Linked DNA regions of Mus musculus: region 2 is linked to region 1. The links are chromatin loops, found by intact Hi-C in ENCODE. Cell type or tissue: heart. All regions are shown on one strand. Links, peaks and the distances in the headings refer to the core of each region. The heading gives the core; the rest is flanking DNA.

What was found. Hi-C counts contacts between places; a loop is a spot of excess contacts. Peaks named below come from ENCODE experiments on the same cell type or tissue, not always from the same donor. Only the 100,000 strongest peaks of a DNase experiment are listed, where the experiment ranks them.
Region 2: it touches region 1 in a loop (6-fold over the local background); 20 of 42 quality-filtered maps call a loop at or near these places.

What each region holds. Positions count from the first base shown.
Region 1 is chr3:100,969,452-100,977,786 of GRCm38, forward strand. Ttf2 (transcription termination factor, RNA polymerase II) reads right to left here and starts at 212. Exons shown (of 23, transcript NM_001013026.2): 1 at 169-212; 2 at 1-84. The coding sequence starts at 196. In heart, for the core only: CTCF peaks have their summits at 2,325 (motif pointing right) and 4,641 (motif pointing right); no DNase peak of the experiment used is centred there; H3K4me3 peaks cover 523 bases; H3K27ac peaks cover 517 bases; H3K27me3 peaks cover 500 bases.
Region 2 is chr3:101,807,896-101,816,230 of GRCm38, forward strand. It overlaps Mab21l3 (mab-21-like 3), which reads right to left. Exons shown (of 7, transcript NM_172295.4): 7 at 5,181-7,357. The coding sequence ends at 7,124. Among named protein-coding and RNA genes, the nearest start is that of Gm33381, 16 kb to the right of the region's middle. In heart, for the core only: a CTCF peak has its summit at 4,906 (motif pointing left); a DNase peak (open chromatin) is centred at 4,896; H3K27ac peaks cover 614 bases.

The sequences.
Region 1 (8,335 bases), core at 307-8,306:
CGCATGTGTTCGTCCGGCACACGTAGAAGCTCTTTCCCTTATTCGGGCCATCGCGGACGCCGGTCTTTAAGAAGCAGGCGTCCCCTGAGGAAACAAGAAGGTCAGCATCGGCCACTCCAAGCCAGTCCCACAGTCCCCGGGAGGGAAATCCCGAGACTGAGGCCTTACCGTGCTCCGGACACTTAACCAGGTCCATACCGCAGCCAGGAAGCCCTGGCCCGCCGGGTTTCCGTCTTTGACTCCGCCCCGTCCCGCCCACCACAACACTCCACCAATCAAGCGGGAGAGTCTCTCACTTTCAACCAATTACAGTCTCCCTCAGGCTTGGCGCGCTCTGAAATCAAACTTGGAGTGAGGAGGCGTGGCTGAGCTCCAGTGAGGACGCCGGCATGCTCCCTGGCTTGGGGAAAGCAGGACTTGGAGAGAAGTGGACGAGGCTGAGCTTGGGAGACTCCAGAGGAACCACTAGACCCAGAGGGAGCCAGAGCCGCTTGCCTGCTCGGGAAGCAGCCACTGTGGGCGGGAACACTTCAACTTGAGGCGGCCAAAAGGCGGGAGCATCCCTTAAAACTTTGGGAATCTACTGCATAGTCTGTAATAAGCACAAAGACTCCCTTAGGACCCCGGGCAACCTTTAAATGAGTGCAGGGCGTCCACGGGGTCACCAAAGATTGAACATCTGCACAGATCTCAGTTCCAGGTTCCGCGCTCTTTGAGTCTTAGGCTGCCTTCCCCTGGTGAGGTTCTAAGGACCGCCTGGTGTGGACGCCCTGGGTCTGAGAGAAGAACCTGAGGGCAATACAAGACCTTGCGTGCTTACTAATTTTACATTGTGTGTTTTGCATTGTCAAACCTTTTGAACTTATTTTGCATTTGTACTTTTAAAAAACCGAGAGTGACGCATGGTGGCGCACGCCTTTAATCCCAGCACTTGGAAGGCAGAGGCAGGCAGATTTCTGAGTTCAATGCCAGTCTGGTCTACAAAGTGAGTTCCAGGACAGCCAGGGCTACACAGAGAAACCCTGTCTCGAAAAACCAAAAAGAAAAAAAAAAAGAAAGAAAAGGAAAGGAAAGAACTTGTAATGGATTCTTTCAGTGAGCAGAAGGTGAGGAATGACTATCGGAGCTTGGCTGCAATAGCCATGACTTCATATTTCAGCAGTTGAAGATCATGTGTCTTGGAGTGGCACACACAACTGCTATGAGGACAGAAAAGCTGCAATGTCTAAGAAGTCTGGGCTATATGGAGGCTGTAAATGTTTTAGGAGTTCAGAGTCCAGACAGTCCCGAGGTATCATTTATGAATTAAGCAGTTCTTACTAAATAGCTTTTTTGGTGTCCCAAGAGGAGTAGGTGTTTGAGAAATATAAAGTTCATTTAATGCATACATTTAAAGCAACTGTTCTAACCACAAGGGGCTTACTGAGTGGAAGAAGCTGAACTAGCCTCTACCTAATGCTTAAATAAATATAAAATAGTATATAAATGTCAAGATGAATGGAGTCAGCAGCAAACCCCGGAGAGCTTGAGAGAGAGATGAATTTCCAAGTGCACGCAGTGTGGCACGCCCCACCCCAGTTCTCCAGTGAAAGTTTATACAAACAGATTTTCTTTATTCCTAGATTGCAATTCCAAGATCTGTATTATATGCATGTGAAGTGGATACCATCTGAGGAGGTGGAGACCACAAACACTAAGGTTTGGGGAAAGAGGACCACGGTGATTCTTGTAGTGAGAATTTTGGTTTCTTTAAAAAAACACAGAAATATAAAGAATGTTTTGTTTGTTTGTTTGTTTGTTTTAACCCCAGGTGGGGCTGCTTCAGATTGTCCACAGCAGCTGACTGTAATTTGCCTCATGCTCTAACAGGGGTGTGGTTTTGCCAGCTGCAGATGGTTTCTGAGAGTGTGTGGAATTCTGGGGACTCTTCAGAGGGTATATAAATACTAGGGCCTGATACTAGGAACTGATTGGCTGCTCAGCGGTTGGATGCTGTTGACTGTGATTTGTTAAGCAGTTGTGTGCAAAGAGATGAAAAGAAGAAATTAGATATGATGGTGAAGAAGCTCAAACTTGCCCCAAGAAACTCGACGCCCCTAATCAGCAGGAAGTTGTCTAACAATAATGTCACCCCTTTCCCCCTCTGCCCTTTTGTCTTTTCTACCTAGTGTTAGGGGGTGGAAAGGAGAGGGGTGGAAAAGAGTGGAATTTTAAAAAATTCACAAAGTACCCAAAAGTCTGGTGATATCTCTCTATATAGATATAGATATAGATAGATATATATCTCCCTCTTTTCCATGTATGCCTACAGGCCAGAAGAGGGCACCAGATCTCATTATAGGTGGTTATGAGCCACCATGTGGTTGCTGGGATTTGAACTCATACAGCAAGAGCTCTTAATCTCGGAGGCATTTCTCCAGCCCCAGGTTACAGGTTCTTTCCTGCACAAGATGACTTTGAGACTAGACAAAGTCCAGGTCTCAAATGCGTCATTCCAGACACCATTTCCTCTGAAGCTGCTCAGCCGCCTTGCACACATCCAGTAAGTAAAAATGGACACAGATAACATACAGCAAGGAAAAATGTTCCTTCTAGAAATCTAGGATGTGCTAAATAAAAACGTTTAGACCCCGGATCATATTAACAGGGGTGGTTTTGGACCAGTGGGACAGCCAAGCAAGTACAGGTTTTGTGCATATATAGTTCATATATGTTCTTAGCCTGAAAACATCTGGAGAGACCTCTGAGAATGAACTGTATATAAATTTCTATTTGGAATGAAGCAGAGGATGTAAGTTTTGGGTTTCTTAATAGCCTTGTCATACTCAGAACAAATGTTTGAGTAAATCCTAAATCTAGATGTTTTAAATGTACAAGTTAACAATAGAAATTATTGACTTATGGGCTGGCCTAAACACAGTTTATGTTGGAATTTGTAGCTGGATTGTGACAGTGACTGCACTTGAACTAAAAAAAAGCTATGTTTGTTTGTTTAGAGATAGAGTCTTAGGATTAACTCAACCTGGTCTTGAACTGGGTATGTTTCCCAGGCTGACTTTCAAAATACAATTCTCCTGCCTCAGCTTCCTATATGATGAGTTTATAGGCATGCATCTCCATGCTTGATTTAGAATAGGTGACTTTTATGAGAACTAAATTGGGTCTCAAGAGAGCTGGGGTTTTTTGTTTGCTTGTTTTCTTTTAAGATTTATTTATTTATTATATGTAAGTATACTGTAGCTGTCTTCAGACACTTCTCTCACTCCAGCCTGGCTGGCTCTGGCCCAAAGATGTATTTATATGAGTACACTGTTGCTGTCTTCAGACACCCCAGAAGAGGGCATCAGATCTCATTACGGATGGTTGTGAGCCACCATGTGGTTGCTGGGATTTGAACTCAGGACCTCTAGAAGAGCATTTAGTGCTCTTAACCGCTGAGCCATCTCTGTAAGTGGTGCTGGAAGCTTCCGTGTGGAAAGTAAATGGTAGGCATACCAACATGCTGAGTAAATAGCCTAGTGGCTGAAGAACTTGGTAGTAGACACACTTTACTCACAATCGGTGGTGACCCTGAAGCAGATGGGTTTCCTAATCTGTGAATCCAGGACAATACACTCATGTTAGTTATTGAGGAATTGAAAGCAAGTATACTCAGCACCATGCTGGCTGACACACGTCAGCCTCATTGGGCACTCCTTAGAGGTGAGAGGGTGCGCTCCGACACTAACCCCTTAACACCCCTGTCAGCATCATTTTTAAAAGTATCCAGCAATTTAAAATTCAAGCCAGTTGTCAGATTCTAGTAGCTCTGCAAGTCTCATTTATTGTATATGAGGGTTTCTAGCCAGCTGTCAGTTCTAAGTATCCTATTCTGTGGGGTAGGGGTGAGGAGACAGTGCCAGGATGCCTTGAGCATGCTAAGTTAGTACTGAATCACTGAGTACCACCCCATCCAGCACCCGATTTTCTGAAACTCTCGGGCATTTTGATTGTTGCAAACGGAGAGCCTCATTCTAACTGGCATGTGACAGATCTTTGCCCTGCAGCACATTCTGAGAAGGGAAGTTGTCAAATCTCAGCTTTCTCTGAGGTGTGTTGTAAGATGAGGGCTGTTATTTAGTGCTCACAACTACCCTAGCAACACGCGTTCTTTATTCCTAGGTTTAAAGATTTAACATAGTCAGGTCTGGTGGCTCACACCTGTAACCCCAGCATGAAGGAGGATTGCCTTGAGTTAAAGGCAAACTACATAGAGAGACCAAGCTAGCCTGAGTTACACAGCTAGATGTGTAGGATATCGTCTCAAAAAATAGTGTGCTAAAATTATTATAATTATAATTATTATTATTAATTTTGGTTTTTTTGAGGCAGGGGTTCATTTTGTAGCCCTGATTGCCCTAGAACTAACCCTGTAGACCAGGCTGTCCTTGAACTCAGATCAACCAGCTTCTGCCTCCTAAGTGCTAGGATGGAAACCATATGCCACCACTGCCAGGCAAAAATTTTAAATTTTAAAATATATTCAGTGACTCAGATAGTTCACTTGCATTTCATCAAACATCTAGGTGTTTGCAGTGGCATGCTTAACAAATTATAAGACTAAATAAAACAAATGTAAAAGCCATTTTACAAGAAACCACTAGGTGGCAGCCTATTAACATGAAAACCAAGCAGAAGGCCTGCCCACTTCTGTTTCATTCCTTTTGCTAACAAATCCTTACTGCTCACTCGATTTCATTTTGTTTGGTGCCTTCCAGATATATGAGAGTTTTAAACCTGTCCTTTGATTAAGGAACAATCAAGATGTTACTGTGGGCAAAAATCTGTTTATAGCTGAACTGTCATTCAGTCTGACAAATGATTTTGTTGTACCAAAATTTTGCAGTGTTAGATTCCAAATTTCACTGTTCTTAAAATATGATGCCAAGAGTTGTTCAGAGCAGTTTTTCCTACTTGTATATAATTCATCGTCGTGCATTTTTTTTAACGTGTAGAGTTGCATTGCCAACTGGATTTAGAACATTTTTTTTGTATATGGTATGATGTGTATAATGTATATGTGCACACATACATCTGTGTGCCTGTGTGTGTGCACGTGCGCATATGGAGAGCAGAGCTTGACATAAGATATCATCCACTGTCGTTCTCCATCTTGGTTTTTGAGGCGTGATCTCTTGGTGAACCTGAGTCTTATCCCTTGGTTAGAGTGGCTGGCCAGCAAGCTCCAGGGATCCATGTGTCTGCATGCACAGCCACACCTGGTTTCTCCGGGCGCTGGGGATCCTAACTCAGGTCCTTGTGCTTATGTGACAAGAATTTCACTAGCTGTGCCCTCTCCAAGCCCCTCCCCACAGTTTAAGACCATTTTTATGGTCCTGAAAATGAGATCAACCTAATGATCTCCATCTTCAAAACGTTGCCTTCTGAGCATCTATAAATGGAGTCACAGAGCATGTCTATTGCTTCCCTACGTGATGCCTTTGAGATTCAGCCATACTGTCTAGTGTATCAGTGGTCCACCCCAAGGACATCAGAGAAACTAGAATGGAACAGTGGAACACATCAATATTGTTTGTGTACTCCGACTGTAGTCATGCCAATATTTTGAGACATCAAACCATAAACTTTTAAAGCTCTGTATTACACGGCTCTATTTCTATCCCTCTGGGAAGGCTAGCTGGCAGATCTCTGCTGTTCTACTCTGTACAACTAGCATGTATCGCTCTTATGATTTAAAAACTCCAAAAATGCCATTAAAAGCAAGTGCACAGGGAGATGCGACAAAGAGAGTGCACCAGAATCATAATGATTATGCTTATATGAGATGGTAGGATTTGGGGTGCCCTCCCCCATTTTTATTCCCATGTAATCTCATTACACTGCCATAGAGTGGCCTTAGGATAACATGTCTGTCTCTTTCATAATCTTCTATATGTGCGTGCTTCTCAGCCTGGCTGTTTAACCCCGTCCTGTAATTAATCCTTTCTTCTTTGGATCTTTCTATTTCCTCCCACCCTCTGTTTTCTATCTAATTTCATACTTAAGCTAAGTCCTTTCTCCTTTTTGCTCTCTCCATATTAGGTATTTTACTTAATTCTAGCTTGATTCTTGACCCTAATTTCTAATGTTTTTAGTATGCAGGAGTACTCCTCGCTGCTTCCCTAAGGCTATAATCATCACACACACACACACACACACACACACACACACCAGGATGAGAAGGCTGATGTGGCTGTATACACAGTTGCCCCAAGTTGCCTTTTCTCTGGGTGGTAACACATGGCACTTGGGCACAGGCTAAGTTCTCCTGTTGAGAAGGAATGTGTTACCCCAAGTTCTGAAGATTAACCACCTCTGAGCCCCTCCAGATGCTGGGTTCTTAGTGGCTGAGACAACCTGCACAGATCTGGTGATAGCACCCCACAGCTCCTTCCTGGCTTCACCTAGGAGCTGGAATAGAGCAGTCTGCATTGCACTATTTTATTTCAGAGCAAATGCTCACCCATAGCTGAGCGCTCCATTGTTTATACTCAGCACTTAGGTTAGTTATGAGTCTGTGTTAACCATTACCCACTGCACAAAAGAAGCCTCTCTGACCAAAGCTGCGAGCAGCACATGTCTGTGACTATAAACAAATGTTTACAGTGCAGTACGGCAAGATGGCCATTCTGCAAAACAACAGTAGTGGGTTCTCCTCTAGAGTATATGATTCTCCCACCATGGCTTTTGACTAGGTTTGCCACACCAGTCATGAACTCTTTCCTGTGAATCGGGCCTTAGATCTGATCAGAAAGCAGTTGGTCATGCCACACTTTTCCCCAGTATGCACATCTTTCCGGGCAGGTTGGCACTGTAGCCGCTGGGACCAGTGCTGGTGTTAGGGCTAGGGCTAGGGCTGGGGCTGGGGCTGGGGCTGGGGCTGGGGCTGGGGCTGGGGCTGGGGCTGGGGCTGGGGCTGGGGCTGGGGCTGGGGCTGGGGCTGGGGCTGGGGCTGGGGCTGGGGCTAGTTAGCACCACTGGTGCTTTTCTTCTGCAGCAGCCTACGTACCGCCTGATTGTGTTGTACTTCAGCAATGAGGGAAAACGTTTCCTGCTCAGTCCGAGATTGATTTCTCTATGCCCTGCCTCTGAAGTGAGTATCACCTTCAGCAATATGGACAGACATGGGTATGATGAGCAACCAGGAGCAATGGAAAGGTTGTCTTGGGTTAGATGATCATAGTAGCTTTGCATGCACTGTCCCCACCCCCACCTCCCCTATGCTGAACCTTTCCCCTCCTCTGCCTTCATTTCACCCATATTTCACTATCCATCTTCCTTTAAGGCGCTCACCCCTCAGTGGCCCGTTTCTAGTGTCCTGGCTTCCACATGCACTCCACGTTAAACACCCAGAATCCACACGTGGGAGATAGCATGCAACATGTCTTTCTAGACCTGGGTAGCCTCACTCACTGTAGCTTTTCCAGTTCCATAGATTTACCTGTAAATTTAGTGATTTCATTCTTTTCAACTGAGTAATACTCCATCGTGCGTGTGTGATGCATTTTTCTTATCCATGTGTCATGAAAGGCGTCTTGAGTGACTCAATCGCCCAGCTATGGTGACCTGAGCCTCAAGGAACACGAATCTGTAGTTATCTCTGGAGTAGGAGAGAAGTCCTTTGGGTATGTGCACAGGTCTAGGGAACTTGAAGGAATAGGCAATGAATCAGGAGATCTGTGAGATGCTGAGGTTGGTCATGTCATGGCTGTTATATGTATTAATTCATAGCAGCTGATTACCTATGCAGGACCTTTACATGACTGAGACAGTCAAAGGTCTAACATAGCTTGGGACTAGGAAGCTGAGGACCTGCTCTCATCAGAGAGGCTATTGACAGTTGGTAGCTACTGTAGAGGGAAGTCACTGTCCTATGAGGACATTGGAAGGTTGCTCATACTCCAGGGGCTAGTCCCATGCTCATGTGCAGATAGGCAGTGCAAGTTGGCCTCCTAAGTATTAATAATTAAAAAAAAAAAAACAAAACCACAACGTGAAGTTGGGAGGGAGGTGAGGTGGGGGTAGGAGGAGTTGGAGGGAGGTGGTAGTGGATGGATATGGTCAATATACATTATATAAGTGTATAAAATCTTCAAAGAATAAACAGTATTTCAAAAACAAAAGATATATTCAAGAAATACCAACCATCGAAAGCATGATTGACTCTTGTTTCCCCAAGCAAAACTCCCCGGTGGCTCTCTAGTAATTGAAGACAGATATAAACCCCCCTGGGTCCATAGGATCTGGCGCAGTCCAGTTCTCCTTCCTCCCTGCTACCCTCCTGTCTCTTGCGTTC
Region 2 (8,335 bases), core at 255-8,254, 840 kb after region 1:
GCTCGCAGGAGACTGACGGCAGGCGCCAGACCTGTGTGGGCCTTGCAGGCCATGGTAGAGAGCTTTTAAATGAGGTGATGAAAGGCCACTGGAAGGAACAGAGCCCTGAAAAAATATGACTCAGTGTGCAAGCATTTAAAAGAATTCTAGCTCGTGGGGTGAGCTGGTGTATCGGGATGGGATGGTGGGATGGGAGGCAAGACCGGATCTGCCGAAGTCTACAGGGTCAAGGGGATGGCTTGGCCTAGATACGTGGGGAATATTAACTTGGGACCATAGTTAGAGAGCAGCATGGGGACGTGGGGGTCCATCCGGCTTGGATCAGGTTATTGCAGACTGTAGTTTATCAGATTAGCCCTCAGGGTAGCACCTTCTCACGTGACAGGGCTGCAATGCTGAGTTAACTGCACGGATTCTAAAACCTTCCTAAACGCATTCTTGATGTAGAAATACATAGCTCTCCACCAGATGAAGCAAATCCAAGAACCAACCGTGGCAGACAGGTAGCCAGCAGTGTTGGTCCTTGGGGCCAGGAGTGGAGTCCAGGAGGTCTGCAGCCTTTCATCAATGGTCCTCCAGGGATGGAGGAAGATGCACATGGCTTGCTGGAGAGGGAAACCTAGCAGTTTCTGGAGTCTCCCGATTAAGTTGGGTCAAAAGGCGACATTTCCAGAATGGGTTGGATGAGAGCAAGTGTCTCTGAAGGAGACTTGGACATCTAGGCATTATCACTGGGTGATAGAAAAATCATGTAGACACCCCCTAAGGATCTGTGACCACAAGGTGATCTTGAATGCTTTCTCTCTGGACTTGTCTATTTGTTAGCTTGAAAATGCACAAGCATCAAATGTAATTTAAATGATCTTGGCTGTGCTGTTGGATAACTGGCAGGTTTAAAAGTCAGTCTTTTTATGTAGTTCAGCTTCAATCTAGACCTCAAACAATCCCCACAGATGATGTTTAAAGGAAGAATAAACAATCCACATTAAAAATTAACAAAGCACACAAAGAAACTATCATAGATTGTAAAATGAAAAAAAAAACAGAAATGACACTCTGGTGATTTCAGATATTAGAGTGGTCTTACATGGAATAAAATCATTTATTATATTTAAGATGTAAAAGAGGAGCTTAGAACATGACCATGACCAGGAGACCCCAAAACTGTGTTTCTCAACCTGTGGGTCATGACACTTGGGGATTGCATATCAGATATTCTGCATATTAGATATTTATGTTACGATTCATAATAGCAGCAAAATTACAGTTATGAAGTAGCAAAGAATTTTATGGTTGGAGGTTGCCACAACATAAGGCACTGCATTGCATGGTCATGGTGTTAGAAGGTTGAAAACCACTGCCCGAGAGCTTAATCGCACAAATCTTGGAAATGACCAAACAGACTCTTAAAATAAGAACCAAAATAGTAGAGCTATATTCAGTGGACACAGCAATACCACATTAGATGCAGCTTAAGAGAGAATTAGTCAGTTGAAAGGCGGGTGCAAATGTATATCCATCCAGAATGCAGTTCTGAGAGATAAAATAGTGTAAATTGTCAAAGCTGAAAGTCACAAAGGGTAGTATCGCCAGTTAACTTCACAACCACCTTAGATTTCCCATAGGAAGAAAGAGTAAAGACATTTTAGAGTTAAATGCTAATGATTCCTTAGAATTGTTGGAACTTGTTTTTCAAAAATAGAAAATCTAATAACCAAAAAAAGAGAGGAGAAACACTACACACACACACACTCACACACAAAATGGGGGAGAGAGTATTAAAAGCAGAAAGAAAAGAAAGATACCTTGTAGACAAATGGTCAACTGGATGATTTAATAATGGAAACCAGAAGATAGCAGAAGACATATTTTAATGTGCTAAGAATAAGTGTGTAACCAAGAGTAGAAAATTTCTTTGAAGAATGAAAATGCTCATTCTAGCCTGCTGTTCCTGCTGCGTGAGGACTCGCAACACAGAAAATGCTAGCGTGCATATTAGGGACTGAAATTCCAGAGAGTAAAGGTAGTGTTAAATGTGTGAACCAAATAAAATTGGACTTTATGAAGTAATTGAATAAGAAAAAAAATCTCCATGTTTGTTTATGTACTTGTGTGTATGGAGTGTCAAATGGGCTAAAACCAACATCCCTACTGACAGTAGCAGACAGGGAAGGAGTGATGGGAACCCCAGCCTGCTAAGATCCTCGTCATCATCAGATTAGAGTGGAGATGTTGGCCAACTCTGGATTCCAGTTCATAGCCCAGGTAACTGTTAAGAGAACCTAGACAAAGCAAGAAAGTCCCAGGAAGTGATGCAAGAAAAGGAAAGGAGGGGAGGGGAGGGGAGGGGAGGGGAGGGGAGGGGGGTGACAAAGACAATGATCTTAATTTTAACAGGGGCAATAAAGTGGGTCAAGAGGCATAGAGAGGTCAGCTGGAATCCAAGAGACAAGAAGAAAGCAAGCCACATGTGTGTTTAGTCATGAAACGTAAACACACAGCCCCCCAAAACACAGTGTGATGAACTCAGCTTCCACCATTAAAGTAAAAGATTCAAAAGCAAAAGAAGTGACCAGAAGGTAGAGCTAAGGTAAGAGGCGCTAATGAAAATAAGATGGAGCCTCTCCAACAAAATGCAAGCAAAGTGTATACATAGTTAGAAAAGGCCTCTGAAAGCTGGGCAGATAGTAACACTACTGAACCTACATGTCCCTAACAACATAGTCTCAACATTAAACAAAAGTTCTATGAAAACTGTAAGAAGCTGAAAACTTGTAATATCATGGGAAATTTAAAAACACTTTGTTCAGTAAATGTTGGAACACTTCAGGAACGCAGAAATACAGAAGTGTTAAGCAGCATGTGACCAGGTGACCTGACATTTATTGAACTTCAAATTTATATTTACATATCTTCTTGGCATGTACATCGAACAATGAGGAAATGCTGACTTAAAAGTTGTCCACCTAGAACGTGGAGAGATTGGGGTCTCTCAGATCTTCTCTGTGGTTAAGAATGTGAACCTAACCAAGCAACCTTCCTTGGCTACTTTTTAATGGCTGTGACAAAGGACCATGACCAAAAGCAACTTATACTTTGGGGCTGTTTACTTTGGGGCTCATGACTAGAGCCCAGCACCTGCTATCATGGTAGGGAGCATGGCAGCAGGCAGGCAGGCATGGCGCTGGAGCAGTAGCTGAGAGCTCACATCCTTAACTGCAAGTAGGAGGCAGAGAAAGACCTAACTGGGAACGGGTGGGCTTCTGGAACCTCAAAGCTCTCCCCAGTGACAGACACCCTTCCTCCTGCTAAGCCACATCTCTTAATCTTTCTCAAACAGTCCTACCAACTGGGGATCAAGTATTCAAACATATAAGCCCAAGGTGGGCATATGTATTTAAACCACCGCACAACTCACTGTGTTTGTCAGGAATAGCATTTTTAAAACTTCAAAACCCATGGGGTCTACTATCCACCATAGGTCTGTTGTTTCTGACTAACACCATTTTCTTAAGTCCTGTTAATTGCCCATTCTGGTGGAAACCACGGGGGTCTCCGCAGCAAACACCTTTTCTATAGTGGCAGTTTAGATCACTTATACTGTTTTCTCTTATAGACCTACCTATATTCTTTTTTTTTTTTTTAAAATCAAACACTCCAGAATTTAATATGAAAAATAAGTTAAAACTTCAAAGCAGCTTACATGTGCTCTATCCCTGAGCTACATCGTTCACCATCCATGGCTTTTTTTTTTTTTAATTGTTATGAAGAGTGTGTTTGGGATGGTGTGGCTATGAGGCGTGGCAGACCATGAGGGAGGAGAAGACACTGATATGACAAATATTTCCACAGAAATCACCCTGTACCAAGGACTAGGTTTCCATATCTATTTGTCCCCTTTATTGATTTCAATGTTCTAGGGAGAATTTTTTTTAAAGACATTTATTTTCTTGAGGGTCTGGAAGTCACAAGTTCAAGGTCAAGGTATGGGCAGGGCTAAATTCTGTGGTCTCTGTAATGAGTCCTTGCTGTCCTCTGGCATCCAGTGGCTCGTCTCTCCCGTTGGCTCATCTCTAGTGTCCCTTCTGTGAACCCTAGTCCCTTTTTGAGGACACCACCCAGACTGGATTAAGGCAACAGCACTTTAACTTCCTCCTCTCTTTAACAGCTTCTTTGTGGGCTATGGGGGGATTAGGGTTTCAGGCAGTGAACTGGGGAGGATATGACTTATGCTCCAGCAGCTGTTTGGGGAGACGGGGAAGTTGGAGACCCAGAGATGCCAAGCAACTGGAGAAGGCCATGAGCTCACCCAGCATTGCAGGTGAGAGGCACACAGTCAGGCTCATCTGAAGGCCTACCATTCCCTGAGCAAGCATAGCCCCGTTATTGGATGTGGGCAGGAGATGGAAAAGGTCCTTTGGAGTTCAGTTCCCAGCACCCATGTGGAGTGGTGTGTAACTGCCTGTGGCTCCGTGCTGGGAATCCAGTGCCCTCTTTCTGGAATCCTCAGGCACCTGCACGCACGTGGCATGCACACACAGAGACACACAAACAGGTCTTTATTATTGTAAAAGTGACGACAGAAACTGACCAAAGCTAAGGAGCGCTGTGATCAGACATTGTTGCACTGCACTGTGCAATCCAGCCTCAAAAACACTGGCGCTGAAGCTGGCCATCTGCGGTGTCCAGGTGGGGCTGCTCGGCAGGCTCTCCTTTCACAGCTCAGCATTGAGCAAAGATTGGAGCTTTAGCTGAGGCGCTAGAAAAGGTCAGCAATTTAGCATCAGGGGAAACCCACCAGTTTGCAGGAAGCTGGGTTGGTTTGCCTTTTAGACTAACAGTCCTGAAAATGAAGGCCCCATAGGGCCTGGCTCTTTTCATTTGTGAGTGCCTGCTGGCCTCTGCTGGCCAGATGTAGGAACAGCCAGGAATCCACAGAACATCCTACAACTTCCACAGTGCACAGCTCTAATGGAAAACACTTGGTCTCACAGGCCTGTGGGTCTTCCTCTCTAAACTTCACACAGTTTTTAAGTAACAGCACGTCCAGCCTCCCTTTTGCATATTGTAATCTTTCAGCTCCATGACTAGAAGGCAAGTCTTGGTGCTTTAACATCGCATTTGCTTTTTTCGTGCTTCCAAGGGGGGGAAAGTCATCTGGTTACATAAGACACATTTTCAACCGTTTAAAACTTTGATTTACTGACTGATAATCTGGGGTTTCTACTATTTTGTTGCAGCACTTTTGAATAAAAATAATATTGATTTTCACCAAATCGGAATCAGAAGTGGTGGTACAGGACTATCATTCCAGCGACTTGGGAAGCAGAGGCAGGAGGATTGCAAGTTAATTCAAAGCTTGCCTGAGTTACAGAGTGAGTTCAAAGCCGTCTTAGGCTTTTGCCTTGGAAATGTCATGGAATGGGGGGGAAGAATGGCTGATGGATAGGGTGAAGGGTTGTGGACTGCGGTCTCCAGCTATAACGTAGTGATGACACTATTGAACGCTCAGAGGCCGTGCTCACTCAAACACAATTGGACTGTCACCATTCTGTCACAGGTGGAGAATGCTAACAAGGCCCCATCTCTCCCTGATGCTTTATAAGCCATTAATGGCACTTTCTTCAGTGGTGTAGCCACTAGAAGGTGCCCATTCTCTGTAACTAGTCCCTTATCCATGTTCCTGGATGAAACCCGTATACAAGTCATTGGTTCACACACATGCGCACACACTCATACACAAAATTTTATACATGCATGAAAATATCACATGAAACCAATCATTATGTATAATTAATATATTCTAATAAAAAACTAATAAAAAAATAGAGCCATCCTGGGTAACTTAGTGAGATCCAGCCTCTAAATAAAAAGCCAATGCAGCTCATTGGCAGGGCGCATGCTCAGAACGTCAGGGGCCTCGGGCTCGTTCCTCCGCACGTGGGGTTTCTTCAGAGCCTCCAAAGCAGTGTTTGTGCTTTTAAGGATATTACTTTGTTAAGCAAATTTGGGAAGAATGTTCAAAATTCATAAAGGATTCCCTGGAGTTGAGAAGCACTAAAAACATGCCAAAGGAAGCCATTCGCTCTTAGAGCACAATCCCCAGACTGTACAGATGTGCGATGCTGTGGGGCTCCGAAGTCTCTGCATGGTGAAGAGCAGGGACCTCAGGATCCCTCCTAACATGACCACCAGAGCCATCATCTGAAATGTGCTTCAGACCACAAAGTCTTTCTTCTTGTTGGAGGTAAATGTTGCACCTTTGATCCCAGGACACAATAGTACCGACTCCACCCCAGCTTCTCACAGCCAGAGCTGCCCACCCATCCCTCCCAGCCTGCCTGAGGTGACCATTCTGGTCTCTCTTAGCTGTCCACACGTTCCCTCAGGATCGTCCTTCTGTGTGTGGTGACAGAATTTACCAATTTACTGTCTGCTTTCTGTCTTCTCCAGTGAGTCTGTCTTGTGCGTCCCTGTATTCTCAGTGCCTAGTGAGTGTTTATGTGTCAGCGAGGGAGTGAAATGATGGAGCTCACATCCAGATGTGAAGGACATGCCAGGCCACAGCACAGAGCTCGCTCCTGAAATGGAAGCAAGTTATAGGCTTGACCGTGGCAGAGGGGGTTGTGACGAGTCAGGCGACAGGTAGAGTTCCAGCTGCGTCCTTCTCTGGAACTTTCCCTGAGACTTATGATGACTCCCCACACTTGAGAGAGGAACGGGACCCACTGGCCTCTGCTTGGAGCTGGGGTGCAGAGAGTTAAAAAGGACACCAGCCACTGGTGGGCTGTCTGTCATGGTATGGGTTCTGGTCTAGCCAGCTGGAGAATTCACCATCTGCAGACTAATGCCTGGCCTGCACTGAGCCCATCTCCTGAGCATGGAGAATCAGTCACTGGGGAAACTGGATGAGAGCCGTCCCCAGGAGAGGTAGGGAAGATGAAATGCTTGTATGACCTGGGGCAGGAGCAGTTTTGTCTCTGGTGAGCTAGCTGACGGCCTGGTTCATTCTCTCTGTCATTGGCAGGCTGTCTCTAGCACAGGATCCTGGCAGCTGACAGAGGAACCACCCCGAGAACAAAGTCAAGCAGGAAGGAATGAAACAAGGGTTCCTTGGGCCAGCTCAGGGCAGCTCAACCTGCGGGTTCTTTAGGAAAAAGGCCACTTTCTGGGCCACCGCATCCAGCTCGCTTGGGTTAGCTGACTGAAGGAGGTTGCTCTTTGGAACAAAATAGTGCTTCAGGAAGTGCTGGCTCACACACCTGTGCAGCTTCCGGACGAGGCGCAGGAGGGCTTGATGGAAGACCTGCCAATCCTTGAGGTGGGGGTATTTCTCACAAGTCCAGAAGAGCACGGTCTGGGGGAAGAGAGATGTTGGGACAAGTTGAGTTTACATGGGAGGAGGAACAAGGCATCTTGGGAAAACTGGATTCACCAGGAACTACTGGTCCATTGCTTCACCTGGGCCTGGGGCTTCCCTAGCTGGCTCACACCTCCAAGTTATTCTCTCTTCCTTTCCTCTGACACTCAACCATCAACACTCTCCTGGTGAGTCATAGGGCCATCCAAGCAGAGGCTTTCTGCCTCCTAGCATGCAGGGGTACATGGAAGCCCTCATCTCTCGGACCAGAGAGTTCTGCCAACGTGGTAGTCTCTTCCTTCTGTATCTATCACTTGCTCACAGGCCTCTGCCTCTCAGAAACCCTATAGGAGCGACTCCCCTCTTAGAAGATGGCCTCTTGGCCTGGTCAGAGCCTCCTGCTCTCCCCTGCATGTCCAGGCACTCTCCTAATTTCTCTCCTCCCACTCACTCCGTCCCTTCATCTACTCCAGTGGGGGACCTCCTGCCATTAATCCTGAATGCAGCTCTCTTAGCCCAAGATCTCCAGCCATCACTATGCAGGCCCTTTCAGCCTCACCCCTGCTTGCCTGTCAGTGGATTGGACAGTTGGCCCACACCCTCCCTCTCTAACCAACTCTTCCTTTGGCCTCCAAGACAATGGTCTTCCAGGCTTCTCCTCTCATCCTAGCTACTCCTCTGCACTGCCTATGCACCCTAGCCGTCTGTGCCTGCTCTGCTTTGGGCATCCCTGAGGGTCCCTCCGTGGCCCCTTCAGCTCTTGTCCCTCCCCTGCCTAGCTCAGTGCAGAGCCGCCTTCTCAGTAAGATGGAGGACTCACATGGTACCTTCTCCAGCCCAGACGCTGCCTCTGACCTGCTTAGTCTTGAGTATTGGCAACTTATCTCAGTTTCAACATGCCCAGACTGAACTCATGGCCTTCGCCACAAACCTGCCTTTAGACCTGCTTATCCAGCTAGCTGTGCCAGACACAAC